Linked DNA regions of Homo sapiens: region 1 is linked to region 2. A link is an interaction called in ENCODE POLR2A ChIA-PET data of the cell type or tissue named here. Cell type or tissue: Caco-2. All regions are shown on one strand. Links, peaks and the distances in the headings refer to the core of each region. The heading gives the core; the rest is flanking DNA. Region 1 overlaps ZNF346 (zinc finger protein 346). Region 2 overlaps FGFR4 (fibroblast growth factor receptor 4).

Region 1 (10,186 bases), core at 590-8,589, 61 kb after region 2:
GGGTAACAGAGCCAGGTCCTGTCTCACAAATAGACAGATAGAGAAATAGAAAGGAGGGAAACCAGGGATAAATAAATAAATAATAAGGGAAACCAGGGGATGAGTCCAGTAAATTTTGAGAAGAGATAAACAAGGACCTTCCTGACCTGTGGCTACTATAATAGGAGGTAGCAGTCTATAGAGTAAACTCTTATTTATTGAGCATCTACTAGGAATTGAAATTTTACCTCACAATACCCTTAAGAAGTAGGCATTATCTCTACTTTATGGGGGAAGTTCACAGAGGTTAAGTGACTTGGCCAAACTCACCCGATCAGTAAGACACACAGCCAGCTTTGAGCCCTAGTCTGCTTAACTTCTCTTCCCATGATGAGATGGTACTCCTGAGGGATTGGGGGTTGCTTCAGCATAATGCTCATATTATTTCTGAGCCAAAAAGCACATGTGATCACCTCTCAATCACAGCAGACATTTGGAAAGGTGTTCCTTCTGCTTATTTATGCAAAACATTCAAGTGCTGAACTTAGTTCTTTTCCTTGGCCCTCAAGAAAGCAAGCAGCCTGGCTTCTTTCCATTTTCTCTTGTCTTGCTCTAACAAACCACTAGGCGGTAATATGTAATACCAGCTCCATTACTGAGTCCCTACTATGTGCCAGGCTCTGAATTGGGTGCTTTTTATAAATCTGCCCTCAATTTTAGTTCTAAAAAATCCTGAAAGGTAGTTGATATTACCATCCTCATTTTTATAGAGGAAGAAATCAAGGCTTTGTGAAGTAATAGACTTGCCCGAGTCACACAACAGGGCCAGGATTTGAAGCCAAGACAGTCTGACTTGTTCACCACACCAACCTGCTGGCTGGCTTCATCATGAAGCAAGTGGGCTCAATATGGCAGCTGTATTACCTGATCTGAGTCTAGCTTCTTCGTTTCCCCCTTTAATGTCTCCATTCCATGGATTGCTAGGTATCTCTTCACTTTGTTGGCATGTTTTTTGCTCTGCAAAAACCCAGGAGAAAGATCAAAGATAGCCAAATGCTACTTCATACTTAAGGCACTCAAAAACACTTATGAGATTTTCATCTGATTCATCCTCACAAAAAGTTTTGAGGAGGAGGTGAGGGAAGTTTGAGTTCCTGCTCTGTGCAAGGCATTTTACAGCTACCAAATTTAATCTTCACAATCTATGAGAAAATTATGACCATTTCTATTTTATGGATGAGGAAACTACATCTAAAAATGATGAAGTTTCTTGCTCAAGATGAGTAGCAGAGTTTTGATTTAAAGTCAGATCTATTTAAAGCCAAAGCTCATACTTTATGCTATGCCAAGCTGCAAGGGAAGATACACATATAATGATCCTGATTTGGATGGGGGAGATGAGACTCAAGGAGATTAAGTCAATCTTCAAGTCACAAGCCAACATGCATGGAGGCAACATCTGGGTGGCTAAGCAGCAATTACACTTCACCATGCAAGCCAGAGAGAATTAGTGGTTTGGCACCAGGTCTGAAAAGAAACGCAGTTCTAAAAGTATGATGGCATACCTGGTAATGTGCCAGCTTCTGGGACTCAGAAATAAGCAAGGCGCAGCAAACCTTACACTGGGTGTTGGTGAAGAGACATTGGTTCTTCTGGATCATGTGCTCCACTATAGAGGGGAAAACAAGAAATCATTGAGTTGACAAACACTACCTCAACAGCACTGCCTTTGAACCCTGCCTCAAACACAGGCACTGAATGATGGGATGCCATACTAGGACACTGGCAGACCTCAGCCAGCCTTTCCTACTGCCACCGTGACTCATGCTGTGTTCTCACACCACCTACACTATTACTTATTTTATAATTTTATGTATGCCAACTTTCTTTACTTAGGAACTTCTTTTAAAAAGGAATCTTTAGATCATAAACTTAAGCAGATACCAATAAAAATAAATATGATAAAAATGAGGCTTGGAGCATTCCCCAGGAAGAAGAGAACAGCAACTGTGCTGAGAGGTTTTAAGATATGGTAGCACCCAACTGAAACTTCTTCCCAGATAGAATCAGGAGGACTGAAAGACTCGAAAAAGGAATACTTTTCTCATTGTTCTTGATCTGACTTTGAAACATTTAAAATCACATAACAGGGTGGGGCGTGGTGGCTCACGCCTGTAATCCTAGCACTTTGGGAGGCCGAGGTGGGCAGATCACCTGAGATCAGGAGTTCGAGACCAGCCTGGCCAACATGGTGAAACCCTGTCTCTACTAAAAATACAAAAATTAGCCAGGTGTGGTGGCAGGCACCTATAATCCCAGCTACTCGGGAGGCTGAGGCAGGAGAATTGTTTGAACCCAGGAGGCAGAGGTTGTAGTGAGCTGAGGTTGTGCCACTAACTCCAACTTGGGTGACAGAGCTAGACTCTGTCTCTAAATAAATAAATAAAATAAAATCACATAACGTATTATATAAGTGCCACACTATATGAAACATGGTATTAACCTGTGCTTAAATTATTGTGCCTGGAGAACAGTCTTACCTTTTTGAGAAGAGAAGAGGAGGTAAAATCTCTCCCAAGGCATAAGTTCATTTTTGTTTGTTTTTTTTTTTTTTGAGAGGGAGTCTCGCTCTGTCACCCAGGCTGGAGTGCAGTGGCATGATGTCGGCTCACTGCAAGCTCCGCCTCCCAAGTTCACACCATTCTCCTGCCTCAGCCTCCCGAGTAGTTGGGATTACAGGCACCCACCACCACGCCCAACTAATTTTTTTGTATTTTTAGTAGAGACGGGGTTTCATCGTGTTAGCCAGGATGGTCTCGATCTCCTGACCTCGTGATCCACCCACCTTGGCCTTCCAAAGTGCTGGGATTACAGGCGTGAGCCACCGCGCCCGGCCAAGGCATGAGTTCTATCATGGCGCTGGCAATGTGAGGCAGAGGCAGAGGCAGAGTCTAAAACTGGGAGAGGAGGGCAGGCCCACATTTTTAATCTCCTGGTCTCAGCCAAAAAGTGGTCAAGGCTAGGCACAGTGGCTCACACCTGTAATCCCAGCATTTTGGGAGGCTGAGGTGGGAGGATGGGTTGAGCCCAGGAGTTTGAGACCAGCCTGGGCAAGATGGTGAGACTCTGTCTCTACATAGAAACAAACACACCAACAAACCAAAAACTAGCCGGGGGTGGTGGCACATGCCTGTGGTTCCAGCTTCATGGGAGGCTAAGGCTGAGACAGAGACAGAAGGATTGCTTGAGCTCAGGAGGTCAAGGCTATGGCAAGCCATGTTAGTGCCACTGTACTCCAGCCTGGATAACAGAGCAAGCCCCTGTCTTAAAAAAAAAAAAGTCGATGCCCTGGAAGAGGTTCTTGGTGGGGAGCTTTTAAGATGTCTCTCCTTAATCCACAAAATCTAAAGCTTACCTATGTCAGCCCTTTTAGGCAGAAGGGCTGTATTTCTGCCCCTAATGATCTCTTTTTATTTCTGCATTTTTCTTTTAAATGGTAAATTTTTGTGAAAGACCTTGCCTGTCTTAGCTATGCTCTGAAAAACCAAGAGAAATGACTCTATAAACAAAATTGGCCCAGAACTTTTAAAAGAGGGTCAGAGGTGGCCAGGCACGATTGGTAATGCCTGTAATCTTAGCACTTTGGGAGGCCAAGGTGGGTGGATCATCTGAGGTCAGGAGTTTGAGACCAGCCTGGCCAACATGGTAAAACCCCATCTCTACTAAAAATACAAAACTAGCCGGGTGTGGTGAAGCATGCCTGTAATCCCTGCTACTTGGGAGACAGAGGCAGGACAATCACTTGAACCTGGGAGGCAGAGGTTGCAGTGAGCCGAGATTGTGCCATTGCACTCCAGCCTGAGCAACAGCAAAACTCGGACACACACACACACACACACACACACACACACACACACAAGAAGAAGAAGAAAAAAGAAGAAAAAAAAGAGGGTCAGAGGCTTCTCACAATAAGAAACCCACATGGGGAAGGTAATACCCAGGGGTCAGAGTTCAGTCATCACTTCCTCACCTGGAGATTGTGGATTTTGTTTTGTTCAAGAGATGAGGTTTCAAGCATATTCAGAATCAGACTCCCAAACCCACAGCAAGGGCAGGTAAGCACCTGCTAAATAAATGTACCTCTCTGCTGGAATGCACTCTCTGGCCTTAGAGAGTACATTCACATAGTCCACACAAATATATTTATAATACGTGCTTTGTGTCAACACTGCACTTAGTGCTGGGGGCCATACCAACAAAGAAGATGGGGTATAAAGTAAAAAATAAGCAAGACAATGACAGAGAATTAGAAATGCTATGAAAACAAGCAGAGTACGGGGTAGAGAATGACGGGGCAGGAGAGTTAGTAAAGACCATCACAGGGCCGGTTGTGGTGGCTCACACCTATAATCCCAGAAACTCAACAGGCTGAGGCAAGAGGATTGCTTCAGCCCAGAAGTTTCAGACTGTCCTGGGCAACACAGGGAGAGCCACATCTCTACAAAAATTAAAAAACACACACACACAAAAAAAAAAAACGTAGTTGGGCATGGTGGCGCATGCCTGTAGTCTTAGCTATTCAGGAGGCTGAGGTGGGAGAATCCCTTGAGCCTAGAAGTTTGAAGCTTCAGTGAGCCGTGAATGTGCCACTGCACTCCAGCCTAGGCAACAGAGAAAGACTTTGACTCTGAAAATTTAAAAAAAAAAAAAAAAATCATCATGGGGAAGTGTCAGCCACAAGGCTTACAGGAAAAGAGTGTTCCAACCTGAAACAGTATTAAGTCTGTGAGGCAGGGATGAGTTTGGCATATTCCATGTTCAAAGAATGGAGAGAAGCCCACTATGCCTGGAATATGGTGAATGAGAGAAGAATGGTAGGAAATTAAGTTGGAGAGACAGCATGAGGCCTAGTAGATGATGTTGAATGAATATAAGGCTCCATAAGCCACAGTATGAACTACGGATTTTATTGTTAGTGTAATGAGAGGTGACAAGATCTGGTTTGCCCTTGAAAAGATTACTCTGACAGTTGTTGTCAACAGACTGTATGGGGACAAGAATGGAAGCAGAAAGAACAAGGAGAAGGCTGCTGTAGTCTTCAGAGAATAGATGATGGAAGCTTGGACTAGGCAGGTTGTCAGTGGAGATGGAGAAAAGTGAATGAATTTGGAATTATGTTCCGGCAATAGGTTTGACATCTGATTTCTTAGACTGGATGTGGGGGTGGGAGTGAAGGAAGGAAAGGAGTCAAGGATAACTCCTAGGTTTTGAACTTGAACAAGTGAATAGATTAGAACTAGGGGAAGATAGCCTTGGAGGAAAAATTAAAGACTTTTCGTTATGTGAGTGTGAGTAGTCTATCAGATATATAGGTGGAGATGAGTTGGAGATTCAGATCTGTCAGTCACTTGAAGCTCAAGGGGGAGGTCAGAGCTGGAGATATAAATGGGGAATCATTGGTATATCAATCATATTGAACACTGTGGGGCTGGAAGAGATTGCCTAGCGTAGATGAAGAAGGAAAGAGGTTCAGAGACTGAGCCTTGGGACCCTCCCAATTTTGAAGTCAGGCAGAGGAAGCGAAGTTGAATATAAAACAAAGTGAGTACAGGGTGGAACTTCTGGCCAAGGCAGAGTGAGGAGATCTCCTGCAGAAGCAACAATAAAACAGGACAAAACTGACAAAACCGGACAAAACTGACAAAACCAACCACTTCAGCACTCTGGAAGTTAACCAAAGGGACTTAACAATCCGAGAGCAATTTTGTGCTTGCAAAACTGCTGAACTTCAGGTAAGAACAGTAGGAATCAGCGGCTTTTTTTTTTCCCCAGATGGGGAAAAACAAACAAACAAACAAAACCTCAGGGTTTCCCAGGCTGCAGTGCCCACACTGGAGTGCAGTGGCATAATGTCAGCTCACTGTAGCCTCAATTTCCCAGGCTCAGGTGAGGCTGCTCTCAGCCCTTCCTGCAATCGGTGTAGAAACTCTGGCAAGAAGGTGCTAGCCATGAAAACAAATAGCTTCCATACAGAAGGAAGGAAATCACTTGATTTCCTTTACATGTAGCAATATTGTTGATGGAAATGATGATCTCCAAGGCAGTAAGCAGGAAGAGTGAAAGGCTTCACTGGCCGGAGGTGTGCTCATGGTTGGGGCAAGTGTGTTCCTGGCTGAGACTGTGTGACAGCGGAGACCTGAGAGGGCCCAAGTTAGCCACATACTCATGGCCACCCTGAGGCTGCGTACACACACAAAAGAGATGCAAAAGGACCTCGTGGGAAGGGTAGATCTCAAAATGACTTGAACTTTGATTATGCTTCCCTACCAACACACAGATCCAACAATACAAAATCAAGGGCTTATAGGCTCCAGGTGTTTAGAACAAGATCTTGTTGAATCCCTAGTTAATCTGACCACTAAGCAACATAAACACATTAAAGTAGAAATTATAAAAGGGAACCAAATTGGGAATGTTTGCTTTTAAAGCCTTTGCCCACCATGTAAGCAGTCTGACTGCTCTGAGGCCACCAAGCTGTGAGAAACCCCAGACTATTTCATGCATCAAGACCACATGGAGAGTTCCTGACACCACATGAAAAGAGAGATGTCTGGCCAGCCCCCAGAGGCTCCACCCCGCTGTTGTTTCAGCTCTAGCTCCCAGATGCTCCATTTCCCTGCTGTTTCAACTTGAGCCACCATCTGACTGCAACTGCATAAGAGACCCTGAATCAGAACTATCCAGCCAAGCCTTTCCCAAATTCCTGGCCCACAAAAACTGAGAGGTTTATGAGGTTGGAGGAAGCTAAGGCCCACAGAGGGAAAAAAAAAAAAAACTTGGATAAAATTGTCAATTAGGCCGGGTGCGGTAGCTCACGCCTGTAATACCAGCACTTTGGGAGGCAGAGGCGGGCGGATCACGAGGCCAGGAGTTCAAGACCAGCCTGGCCAACATAGTGAAACCCTGTCTCTACTAAAAATACAAAAAAGTTTAGCCCCAGGGCATGGTGGCAGGTGCCTGTGTCCCAGCTACTTGGGAGGCTGAGGCAGGAGAATCGATTGAACCCAGGAGGCGGAGGTTGCAGTGAGCCGAGATCATGCCACTGCACTCCAGCCTGCGCGACACAGTGAAACTGTCTCAAAAAAAAAAAAAAAAAAAAAAGTCAATTAGCCGGGTGTGATGGTAAGGCACTTGTAATTCCAGTTACTCGGGAGGCTGAGACAGGAGAACTGCTTGAACCCGGGAGGCGGAGGCTGCAGTCAGCCAAGATTGCGCCATTGCACTCCAGCCTGGGCAACAGGAGTAAAACTCTGTCTCAAAAAAAAAAAAAAATTGTCAAAATTCTGAGATGGCAGCCTGACTACACATCCTTTTTGCCATGATATCTGCACACAACTTTAATCCAACTACCAACTATCTCTCCAGGGTGCAAAAGATTTGATATGGAAAATGAGGTGCTTTTCATTCATTCACTGGAGAGGCAGGGCGTGGTGGCTCAGCCTGTAATCCCAACACTTGGGAAGGCCAAGGCAGGTAGATTGCTTGAGGCCAGGAGTTTGAGACCAGCCTCGCCAACATGGCAAACCCCCGTCTCCACCAAAAATAAAAAAATTAGGCAGGCATGGTGCTATGTGCCTATAATCCCAGCTACTTGGGAGGCTGAGGCACAAGAATCACTTGAACCCAGGAGGTGGAGGTTGCAGTGAGCCAAGATCGTGCCACTACACTTGAGCCTGGGCGACAGAGTAAGACTCCATCTCAAAAAAAAAAAAGAAAAGAAAAGAAAAGAAAAAGAAAATCACTAGAGAGGCTGAAAGTATGATACTAGGTTGGGCCTCCAGAAACATCTCCAGGAATAATGCATACATGTTCCAATAGGTGACCTACAGTCTCTGAGGCTCCTTCACAGCTCTGCTGGAAGCAAGATGCTTTGACTGTAACAACTTCTCTCTCAACCTATGAAGCTGGACAACGGATGCTGGAAAACTGATGTAGTTCCATGACCTTTTTTGACAGCAACAATAGCCAAGAGGCACAGAAGTATGGTCTTTACTGCATTTCTGCATTCTACATCCTATGAGATGTTACGTATTCACAGGATTTAATTTATATCCACATGATAGCCAAGTAAAAGATGTATGGGGCAGAGGCTGAGAGATGCCATCTAGAGTATGAAGCACAGGGCTGCTTTTCACAGGGTCGATGAAGTAGGAACACAGAGAACTTTTGTGGGACAGCAAGATAATTAATAAACTTAACAAATTTAAGGGTTGGGTGTGATGGTTCATGCCTATAATCCCAGCACTTTGGGAGGCTGAGGTGGAAGGACCGCTTGAGCCCAGGAGTTCAAGAACCAGCCTGGGCAACATAGTGGGACCCTGTCTTTACAAAAAACCAAAAAAGATTAGCTGAGTGTCGTGGTGCACACCTACAGTCCCAGCTACTTGGTAGGCTGAGGTGGGAGGATCGTTTGAACTTGAGCCCAGGAGGTCAAGGCTGCAGTGAAGTGAGCTGTGATCACACCACTGCACTTCAGCCTCCATCCTGGGTGACACTGCAAGACCTTGTCTCAAAATTAAAAAAAAAAAAAAGAAAGAAAGGAAATTTAAGCCAGGTGTGGTAGCCTGCATGCACTTGTAGTCCCAGCTATTCAGGAGGCTGAGGTGGGAGGATCATTTGAGCCAGGAGTTCGAGACCAGCTTAGACAACATGGTGAAACCCCATCTCTATAAAAAACTACAAAAAATTAGCTGGGTATGGTGGTGCACACTTGTTATCCCTGCTACTCAAGTGGCTGACGTGGGAGGATCACCTGAGTTTGGGAGCTCGAGGCTACAATGAGCCAGGATTGCACTGCTATGCTCCAGCCTTGGTGAGGGAGTGAGACCCTGTCTCAAAAATGACTTGCTATTCCTTAGGCCTACATGTGACCTTAGAATCTACAATTGAGCTCTGTATAAATTCATCAACTGGGCCAGGTGCGGTGGCTCACGCCTGTAATCCTAGCACTTTGGAAGGTCGAGGTGGGTGGATCACGAGGTCAGGAGATCGAGACCATCCTGGCTAACATGGTGAAACCCCATCTCTACTAAAAATACAAAAAATTAGCCATGTGTGGTGGCGGGTGCCTGTAGTCCCAGCCACTCAGGAGGCTGAGGCAGGAGAACGGCGTGAACCCAGGAGGCGGAGCTTGCAGTGAGCAGAGATCATGCCACTGCACTCCAGCCTGGGCTACAGAGTGAGACTCCATCTCAAAACAAAACAAAAACAAAAACAAAACAAAACAAAACAAAAAAATTCGTCAACTGACTGAAGGTGATCCTTAGGAAGATGAAACCTATTTACTACCCAGCTTATTAGGAGGCAAAGGGTTTTTAGGTATAGCTATAGTCAGAAAGCAGAAAATAAAAGATCCTAGGGCTGGGTCAGTGGCCCACGCCTGTAATCTGACACTCTGGGAGACTGAGGCTAGAGGATTGCTTGATGCCAGGAGTTTGAGACCAACACAGGCAGCAAAGTGAGACCTCATCTTTACAAAAAAAATTAAAAAATTATCCAGGTGTGGTGGCACACGCCTGTAGTGCTGGTTACTAGGGAAGCTGACATGGGGGAAATCACTTGAGTCTAGCAGTTCGAGGCTCTGGTGAGCCATAATTGCGCCACTGCACTTCAGCTGGGTGACAGAGCAAGATCCCCCATCTCAAAAGCAAAAACCCCTCAAACAATCATAGGAAAGGGAGGTTGGGTATAATCTACCCATGGATGAGAATGGTTAGACAATGTAGTATTTTAATGGGCAGTATGGCCTAAAAGAATGAACAAGACGGTCCTATTAAGTCTACTTAGCACTGGTACTTCCATTTTGTGAGTCCATACTGTGTTTTTGTTTTTAATTTAATTTTTTAGAGTCAGAGTCTCATTATGTTGCCTAGGCTGAATTCAGACTCCTGGCCTCAAGTGATCCTTCTGCATCAGCCTCTCAAGCAGCTGGGACTACAGGTGTGGGCCACCATGCCTGGCCAAATCCATACTGCTGATGGTCTCAAGAAGCTCAAATTTCTATCCAATGAAAAGGGCATGAAGAGGCCGGGCATGGTGGCTCACACCTGTAATGTCAGCATTTTGGGAGGCCGAGGCGGGCGGATCACCTGAGGTCAGGAGTTTGAGACCAGGCTGGCCAACGTGGTAAAACCCCATCTCTATTAAA
Region 2 (9,813 bases), core at 1,814-9,813:
GGGGGCCGTGCAAGGAGACCCAGGAAATGATGGCGGTTTCTGCTGGGGAGGGAGACAGTGAGAGCAGGGGGTGGGGGGAGTTGCTTTTCAGTGAAAACCTTTCTGTACCATTGGAATTGCTTTTTAATTGTTGAAACTAGGTACATTTATTGACTTCTTTAAAACTGTGGTTCTCGGCCAGGCAAGGTGGCTCATGCCTGTGATCCCAGCACTTTAGGAGGCCGAGGCGGGTGGATCACCTGAGGTCAGGAGTTTGAGACCAGCCTGGCCAACATGGTGAAACCCCATCTCTACTAAAAATACAAAATTTAGCCAGACATGGTGGCACACACCTGTAATCCCAGCTACTTGGGAGGCTGAGGCAGGAGAATCGCTTGAAACCAGGAGGCAGAGGTTTCAGTGAGCTGAGATTGCGCCACTGCACTCCAGCCTGGGCAACAGAGTGAGACTCTGTCTCAAAACAAAACAAAACTAAAGCCGAGGCAGGCAGATTACTTGAGGTCAGGAGTTCGAGACCAGCCTGGCCAACACAGTGGAGCCCTGTCTTTACTAAAAATTCAAAAATTAGCTGGGCGTGGTAGCGCACGCCTGTAATCCCAGCTACTCGGGAGGCTGAGCCGAGAGAATCTGAGACTTTATCTCAAAAAACAAAACTAAACTAAACGATAGTTCTCAAAGTGTGACCCCCACTCCTTCCCCAGATCAGCAGCATCTGGGTAGCAATGCAAATTCCCAGATTCCACCCCAGACCCACTAAATACACAATTCTGGGGGGTAGGGTGTCCAGCATACAAGCCCACTAGATAACTCTGACATCTGCTACATCTTCAGAGCTACTGATTTAAAAAACACAACCAAGCCAGGTGCGGTGGCTCACGCCTGTAATCCCAACACTTTGGGAGGCCGAGGAGGGCAGATCACCTGAGGTTGTGAGTTCGAGACCAGCCTGACCAACGTGGAGAAACCTCGTCTCCCAGGCATGGTGGTGCATGCCTGTAATCCCAGCTACTTGGGAGGCTGACGCAGAAGAATCGCTTGAACCTGGGAGGCGGAGGTTGTAGTGAGCCAAGATCATGCCATTGCACTCCAGCCTGGGTGACAAGAGTGAAACTCCGTCTCAAAAAACAAAAACAAAAACAACAACAAAACACAACCAAAGCAGAACTTGCGTCTTGGTGCTCACAGTCTGGGGGAAGGAGACTATTCAGAGCATCCCTCTACTACAGAGACAGCCGCCAGAGCCTGTGAATGGGGCCCAGCCTGGAAGCCGACCTGGAATGGAGGACCTGAGGAGGCTGCCCAAGAATTGAGGCTTGAGTGACATCTGAAGGGCAAGTGGGTCTCAGCCACGTGGGAGGCGGTAGGAAGTGTGTCCCCGGGAGGTGGTAGGAAGAGTGTCCCCAGGAAGGAGTGGCCCATGGGAGGGGACTGAAGGGGCAGGGACCGAATGCCATGGGGCTGGAGGCAGGAGCACTGAGACAGGCACCTCTGTGCTTGGGTGTGGTGACTGTCCATCCACCCCTGTGTGTGCACATCTCAGTCACAGACATCCCCTGCTTCATGCACACCCAGAGCCTCTCCTGACCCTCAGAACTGCCGGGCTGACTAGGCTGTGGGAGTGGGCTCTTCCGTGGGACAGGCAGCGCACCTGGCCCTGAGCAACAACTTTCTCACTTTCCCCCCCTGTGACCCTGGGCCAGTCACTTCCACCTTCAGAGCCTCAGTGTCCACATCTGGAAAATGGGGCAAGAATGCCTTTGTGGAAGGGCTGCCAGGAGAAGGAAATGAGATCATGGCACCTGCACAGTAATCCACCCCTGGAAGCCATTCCTTCCTGATCTCTGTGCAGCAACAGCTGTTGTTTACAGAGCAGTAGAAACCATGCTCTGAGGTGGGTGTCATCATTCCTATGTGACTGGTTGGAAAAAGGAGGCTCAGAGAGAGTAATTTTGGTCATACAGGTTGAGCATCCCTAATTCAAAAATCTGAAACCTGAAATGGTCCAAAATCTGAAACTTTTTGAGCACTGACATGATGCCACAGTGGAAAATTCCACACCTGACATATTTGCTTTTCGTTTCTTTTCTTTCTTTCTTTCTTTTTTTTTTTTTGAGACGGAGTCTTTCTCTATTGTCCAGGCTGGAGTGCAGTGGAGCAATCATAGCTTACTGCAGCCTCGAACTCCTCGGCTCAAATGATCCTCCCTCAGCCTCCCAAGTAGCTGAGACTACAAGTGTGCACCACCACACCCGGCTACTTTTTTATTTTTTGTGGAGATGGGGTTTTGCCACGTTGTCCAGGCTGGTCTCAAACTCCTGGGCTCAAGTGATCCTCCTGTCTCAGCCTCCCAAAGTGCTAGGATCACAGGCATGAGCCACCGTACCTGGCTTTTTTTTTTTTTTTTGAGACAAGCTCTCACTCTGTCACCCAGGCTGAGTGCAATGGCGCAGTCTTGGCTCAGTGCAACCTCCTGGCTCAATCAATGTTCCTGCCTCAGCCTCCCGAGTAGCTGGAATTACAGGCAACCACCACCATGCTCGGCTAATTTTTGTTTTTGTTTTTGTTTTTTTTTTGAGATGGAGTCTCTCTCTGTCACCCAGGCTGGAGTGCAATGGTGTGATCTCCGCTCACTGCAGCCTCTACCTCCTGGGTTCAAGCAATTCTTCCACCTCAGCCTCCCAAGTAGCTAGGATTACAGGGGCGCGCCACCATGCCCAGCTAATTTTTGTATTTTTAGTAGAGATGGGTTTTCACCATGTTGGCTGGGTTCGTCTCAAACTCCTGACCTCAGGTGATCCACCTGCCTCGGCCTACCAAACTGCTGGGATTACAGGCGTGAGCCACTGTGCCTGGCTGGCCAATTTTTGTATTTTTTTGTAGAGATGGGGGTTTCACCATTTTGCTCAGGCTGGTCTTGAACCCCTGAGCTCAGGTGATTCACCGGCTTTGGCCTCCCAAAGTGCTGGGATTATAGGTGTGAGCCGCCACGCCCGGCCCCCTACTGTGCTGATGGTTCGGTATACACAAACTTTGTTTCATGCTCAAAATTATTTAAAATATTGTATAAAATTACCTTTAGGTTATGTATACAAGGTGTATGTGAAACATAAATTTTGAATTAGAAACATTTTGTATATGAAACATGAATTTTGTGTTTAGATGTAGGTCCTGTTTCTAAGATTACAAACTCTGAAAAATCTGAAATCTGAAACACTTCTGGTCCCAAGCATCTCAAATGGAGGCTACTCAGCCTGCAGCCCCTCCCCTCCACCGTGCGCCTCCCCCTCCCTCCCAGGTGCTGACTCCCCAGCCAGCAGCCTCCATCCCTTGGCTAGGGCTTCCCAAGTCAGAGTCACTGTCTTGATGCCACCAGAACCCTGCCTTATGTACAAAGCCAGCAAGAGGCAGAGTGCAGAGGTGGGCTCAGTGCTTTTTCTTTTCTTTTTTGAGATGGAGTTTCGCTCTTGTTGCCCAGGCTGGAGTGCAGTGGCTCAATCTCGGCTCACTGCAACCTCCGCCTCCCGGATTCAAGTGATTCTTCTGTGTCAGCCTCCCAAGTAGCTGGGATTACAGGCGCCCACCACCACGCCCGGCTAATTTTTGTATTTTTAGTAGAGACAGGGTTTCACCATGTTGGGCAGGCTGGTCTGGAACTCTTGACTTTAGGTGATCCGGCCGGCTCGGCTACCCAAAGGCTGGGATTACAGGCATGAGCCACCTCTCCCGGCCTTCTTTTTTTTTCTTTTGGGACGGAGTCTCCCTCTGTCACCCAGGCTGGAGCACAGTGGTGCAATCTTGGGTCACTGCAACCTCCACTTCCCAGGTTCAAGCGATTCTCCTGCCTCAGCCACCCAAGTAGCTGAGACTACAGGTGCCCGCCACCACGCCCGGCTAATTTTTGTATTTTCAGTAGAGTCAGGGTTTCACCATGTTGGCCAGGCTGGTCTCGAACTCCTGACCTCGGGTGATCCGCCTGCCTCAGCCTCCCAAAGTGTTGAGATTTCAGGGGTGAGCCACTGTGCCTGTCCTCAGTGCTTTCTTTTCTTTCTTTTTTTTTTTTTCTCTTGAGCCGGAGTCTTGCTCTGTCGCCCAGGCTGGAGTGCAGTGGTGCCATCTCCGCTCACTGCAAGCTCCGCCTCCTGGGTTCATGCCATTCTCCTGCCTCAGCCTCCCAAGTAGCTGGGACTACAGGCACCCACCATGCCCGGCTAATTTTTTGTATTTTTAGTAGAGACGGGGTTTCACCATGTTAGCCGGGATGGTCTCGATCTCCTGACCTCGTGATCCATCCACCTCAGCCTCCCAAAGTGCTGGGATTACAGGCGTGAGCCACTGTGCCTGGCCCGGCCTCAGTGCTTTTTCTATGGGCCCCTGTCACAGGCTAGAACCCAGGCAGACCAGGGAGGCCAGGCCCCAGCTGCTGCCATGCTGCCGGGAGCGGGGAGGGGAGGGCAGAGAGCTGGAGCATCAGAGCTCGCATAGGGGAATTAGCAGTATATGTGTCATTCTGACATGGGACATCAGGAATGTGGAATGGCCCCAGGAAGCGTGTGCCTGCCAGGGACGCTGGCAGGGAGGGGGTGCAGGGTGGGCAGCTGAGCCCCTCCCGGCCCCCAGGACCCACCAGGCAGCAGCTGCCCCTGTCACTCTGAGTGACCTGGGTCTGGTCTCCAATGTGCACATGGCCTTCTGGGAACCTGGGGTTCAGCCTAGCTCCTTCCTGGAGCCCCATTCTTGTGACCCTGGACCTCAGTTTCTCCATCGTTAAATGGGAAGAACAATCTTTATTTGGCAAGGCTGTGGCAGGGGAGAGCGTGGTTGGTTGAGCCTGGCACCGCAGCAGGCTCATGGTGGGAAATTGGAAAATGGGGCTGTTGTTCCACATCCCCTTAGAATACTGTCCTCACACACGATTCTAATCTCCCAGTCCTCTCCTTCCCAAGGTCAGGTCCAAGGGATCTGCTTCTCCTGTGATTGGCTGGACAGGCGGACACAGTCAGTGGACAGTGACCCCCCAATGGGAGGCTATACATTGGAGAGAGGGGCTCAGTCAGAATGTCCAGTGGCTTGGGAACCTTGGGAGGCCAAGGTGGGAGGATTGCTTGAGGCCAGGAGTTTGAGACCAGCTTGGACAACATAGCAAAACCCCATCTCTACAAAAACTAAAAAATAATTATCCATGTATGGTGGCATGCACCTGTAGTCCTACACACTTGGCAGGCTGAGGTGGGAGGGTTGCTTGAGCCCAGGAGTTTGAGGCAGCAGAGCCATGACCATGGCATTACTGCACTCCAATCCGGGCAACAGATCAAGACCTTGTCTCAAAAAAAAAAAAAGAAAAAGAAAGAAAGAGAGAGAAAGAAAGAAAGAAGAGAGAGAAAAAGAGAGGGAGAGAGAGAGAGGAAGGAAGGAAGGGAGGGAGGGAGGGAGGGAGGAGAGAGAGAAAGAGAGAAAGGAAGACAGAGAGGGGAGGGAAGGAGCAAAAGGAAAGGAAAGGAAGGAAGGAAAAGAAAGAGAAAAAGAAAGAAAGAGAGAGAGGGAGGGAAGAAGGAAGGAAGGAAGGAAGAAAAGAAGGAAGGAAGGAAGGAAAAAGAAAGTTGGTCAGTCTGGGGGCTTTCGGGAGTTAGTGGGGGTCTTTGAGAGCAGGAGGGAGCATAAACCCAGTCTGCTTTTGGAAGCTACCTCTGGAGCCACCTGCAGGGGAGGGAGCAAAAGGGAGGCTGGATACCTAGGGCTCGGAGGGGGGCACTCAGGGACACAAAAGCCCCAGCACCGGCTCCCAGGGAAGCACCGCAGCCCAACCCATGGGCCTCCGCATCACACCCTCCCCCAAGCCTATGTGCATCTGCACGTGCTTCCTCCTAAACCCTACGCCCCAGGAGGCAGGCGGGACAGGTGCACCCTACTCATGGGCAAAGACAGTATTATCAGAGAGGTGGCAGTGCTGGCCTCAGGAGCCACGCTGGACCGTGGAAGCGCATGAGGGAATAGGGTTGTTTTTTTTTTTTTTTTGCGACAGAGCCTTGCTCCCTAGCCCAGGCTGGCACGATCTCGGTTCACTGCAACCCTCGCCTCCCAGATTCAAATGATTCTCCTGCCTCAGCCTCCTGAGTAGCTGGGACTACAGGTGTGCCCCACTATGCCCGGCTAATTTTTGTATTTTTTAGTAGAGACAGGGTTTTGCCATGTTGTCCAGAATGGTCTCGAATTCTTGACCTCAGGTGATCCGCCCGCCTCGGCCTCCCAAAGTGCTGGGATTACAGGGGTGAGCTGCCGCACCTGGCCTGGAACAGGGTTCTTGAGGGAAGTAGTCAGGTGACTCCCTGGTTCCTGCCCTGGAGGAGGTACAGTTCTGGGGGTAAGATGAGTTCTGTGTGGGATACCGTCAGCTGGAGAGGCTATGCTGAGAGCTGGGAGGAGCCCAGAGTGAGGATAAACAATCATGAGCTGACGCTCAGTCTTCCAAGGAGGCCCCAGCCTCCAATCCCTCTGTCTGACCCCTCTGACCGCATATGCATTTTCAGCCACCACTCCCTGGGGGCAGACGGGGGCAATCCCGATGGCCTCCATGAAGGCTGTCCTGGTTGGGCAGTCCTGTCCCAGCCTGAGGCCTGTAAGGAAAAGGACAGGAGAGTGCCAAGTGCTGGGTCAGACACCATGCCTGGGCCCCCCATGGCCCACTCAAGGCTCAGGGGCTGGGGAGTAGCAGTACGTGCCAGGATGGGGCCAGGGAAGGAGGTTCCAGGCTCAGAGCCTTGAGAAGCTGCTCACTCTGAGGAGCTCTGAGTACAGGGCTGTGACGGCTCCTCAGTGGAAGACCAGGCAGGCAGGGACAGCTGCAGCCCAGGCGGGCGGCAACCAGCTGCTGCCCGGGAGACTGGCCAGGGCGGGGCGGGCATGGCCTCCACAAGCCCCCAGCCTGAGCCGGCAGAGCGTGGGAGCGGGCCGCGGCCTAAGGCTGGCTCTCAGATTTTCATGCTGTGTTAACGGTCAGCTTGGTTAATGCTGAGCAGATGGGGGAGGGGGGCTGCCAGCTCCCTTGGGGACAGCTGCAGGGCACACATGCACACACACACATGTGCAGAGGGTACAGGAGTCCCACCGTGTATAGTGCAATGCGGACTCAGCCCATTAATACTCATTCACACTGTCGCAGACACAAGATGGGGCTGGTGGGACAGGCGGACCCAGATAGGCACACACTGGCTCCTGGGGCAGTGGAGGTGGCGGAGCCCATGGCCTGGTCCAGTGCCCTCAGTCCGTGTCCTGTAGGCAGAACTCTGCTGGAGGGATCCCTCCACCTCACCCCACTCCATGTTGCTCAGGGAAGACCCAGGCACACAGAGCTTTATTTCAAAAAAATAATTTATAAAACGCCATTTGCTCCTGTTTTCGGCAGGCTTCCAGCTTCTCTGGGCTCAGGGGCCAATGCTCCCGTCAAGACGCTGGGGCAGCAGCAGCAGGGGGAGGTGTGGGGAAAGGGGGTTCAGAGGCCCAGAACCTCCTGCTGGTATTGGGAGGCAGGAGGTTTAGCATAGCAGCTCTCCAGCCAGGCTCAGCCAAACCCGGGATGGGGACTAAGCGCCAAGGTCCAAGAAGCCGAGCAGAACCCTGACATTTGGGCCATCAGGACACAGGCACGGCAGCTCCAAGGGCAAGGGCACGGCCCTTGGACACGGCACAGCAACTCTGGGCCAGGGGCCCCATGCTATCAAGGTCGAGCACTGTGTCAGGCTGTGGCTGAGCCCCAAGGCCCAAGGCCACCAGCCTATGTGCCTGCACAGCCTTGAGCCTTGCTCATGTCTGCACCCCAGACCCGAAGGGGAAGGAGCTGGATCCCAATGGCAGGGGGTCGTGGCTGAAGACAGAATCGCTGGAGGAGCAGGTGCTGCTGGCGTCCCCACCAGAGGGGGAATAGGGTCCGAAGGTCAGGCGGAGGTCGAGGTACTGTGGGGAACGGAGCTGGTCAGCCTCTGCAGCGCCCGGGATGGGACGGGGCGCATGTCCACGCGGTCAGGCCAGATGAGGCCTGGAGGGGAGCAGGCAGAGGGAGGTGGTGGGTGGGAGGGGCTGTACCTCCTCAGAGACGGCCAGCAGGACCTTGTCCAGCGCCTCCACCAGCTGCTTGAAGGTAGGCCTCTGGGAGGGCGCTGCGTGCCAGCACTCACGCATCAGCCCGTACCTGCGAGAGGTGGGGCGGAGGGTCACAGGGAGCCTCAGGCCTTCAGGAGGAAGGGGAGGACCGGGGGTTCTCTGGGTGGGGAGGAGTTTGGTGGGGAGTTTGATGAGGGATAGGAGGGTCATCAGTAGAAGCCAGGCCAGGACACTCCACTAGGCTGAGGAGGAGGAAGAGGAGGAGGAGGAAGAGGAGCAGGAGGAGGAGGAGGAAGAGAAGGAGGAGGAAGAGAAGGAGGAGGAAGAGGAGCAGGAGGAGAAGGAGGAAGAGGAGGAGGAGGAAGAGGAGGAGGAGGAAGAGGAGGAGGAGGAAGAGAAGGAGGAGGAAGAGGAGCAGGAGGAGAAGGAGGAAGAGGAGGAGGAGGAAGAGGAGGAGGAGGAAGAGGAGGAGGAAGAGGAGGAGGAGGAAGAGGAGGAGGAGGAAGAGGAAGAGGAGGAGGAGGACGAGGAGTTGTTGTTAGTGTTGTCCTTCTGGCCGGGACACACCCTGAGGCCATGGTCAGGGCAGAGGAGGAGGAGGACTGGAAAGTGGGGTCGAGGGCAGGGTGAGGCCTCACAGCTCTGGGGGGCAGTGTGGGGGTCGGTCCATCCGATGTCCCTCCCGCAGCAGCGAGAACAGCTCCTCCACCGGGATGCCAGGATACGGGGAGCCCCCGAGGGTGAAGATCTCCCATAGCAGGATCCCAAAAGACCACCTGGAGGTAGGGCCAGGGCTCAGTGTGGCTCAGCGCCCTCCCGACGACCGGGGCTAGGACGGGGGACCCCACAGACATGACCCACCACAGCTGTTGGGGAATGGGCTCCTCCTGGAGTCTGGGCCCACTCGGGTCCCAGACCAAATCTGAAGGAGCCCTCGAGCGCATGACTCCTGGGGCCACGTGACTTTGGGCAGTGCCTTGCCCTTTTTGTGGGGTAGGACAGTGACCGCCGGCAGGACTCACACGTCACTCTGGTGTGTGTACACCCGGTCAAACAAGGCCTCGGGCGCCATCCACTTCACAGGCAGGCGGCCCTGGAGGGGAGAGAGGGCCTCAGTGCAGAGTCCCACAGGTCCTCGTGCCTGCCACCCCGGGCCCAGTGCCCCTCCACCCCCATCCAGTTCTGCCCCATCTCCCTCACGTTGCTGGTTTTCTTATAGTAGTCAATGTGGTGGACGCCGCGGGCCAGCCCAAAGTCAGCAATCTTCATCACATTGTCCTCAGTCACCAGCACATTGCGGGCAGCCAGGTCCCGGTGGATACACTGCAGGGAGCGGGGGCTTGGGTGCCTCAGGACACCTGGCCTGGAGTTGAGCACACACCACCCCCCAGCAGGCCCGGGGGCAGGGGCCCTCCACCCACTTTACAGAGGAGGAGGTCAAGGTTTAGAAACGGGGAGTGCCTTCTCCTGCGTCCCCTCTCCCCTCTGGGGAAGGGTGAGGAACGAGTGGGGAATGCAGGAAAGCGTGAATGCCTGGGGACACTGAGGTGGGGTCATGAAAAAGAGCAGAGAGGGAGAAGTCGGGACATTGAATGCCACAGGCCTGAGAGTGGAGCTGGAGAGACTGAGAGGGGCTCAGAGCCCTAGCGCCTGTACCTTCCGGGACTCCAGATACTGCATGCCTCGGGCCACCTGGTAGGCGCAGGAGACCAGGACTGG

What was found. Peaks named below come from ENCODE experiments on the same cell type or tissue, not always from the same donor. Only the 100,000 strongest peaks of a DNase experiment are listed, where the experiment ranks them.
Region 1: POLR2A ChIA-PET joins it to region 2 with 5 read pairs; 5 of 35 experiments call an interaction of 5 or more read pairs at or near these places.

What each region holds. Positions count from the first base shown.
Region 1 is chr5:177,032,588-177,042,773 of GRCh38, reverse strand. ZNF346 (zinc finger protein 346) reads right to left here. Exons shown (of 7, transcript NM_012279.4): 2 at 1,545-1,648; 3 at 904-996. Among named protein-coding and RNA genes, the nearest start is that of ZNF346, 15 kb to the right of the region's middle. RefSeq lists a silencer at 4,035-4,084. In Caco-2, for the core only: a CTCF peak has its summit at 604; no DNase peak of the experiment used is centred there.
Region 2 is chr5:177,095,661-177,105,473 of GRCh38, reverse strand. It overlaps FGFR4 (fibroblast growth factor receptor 4), which reads right to left. Exons shown (of 18, transcript NM_213647.3): 13 at 9,751-9,813; 14 at 9,295-9,417; 15 at 9,117-9,187; 16 at 8,733-8,870; 17 at 8,077-8,182; 18 at 7,330-7,947. The coding sequence ends at 7,798. Among named protein-coding and RNA genes, the nearest start is that of FGFR4, 14 kb to the right of the region's middle. In Caco-2, for the core only: no CTCF peak of the experiment used is centred there; DNase peaks (open chromatin) are centred at 3,324, 5,823, 8,163, 9,223 and 2 weaker places.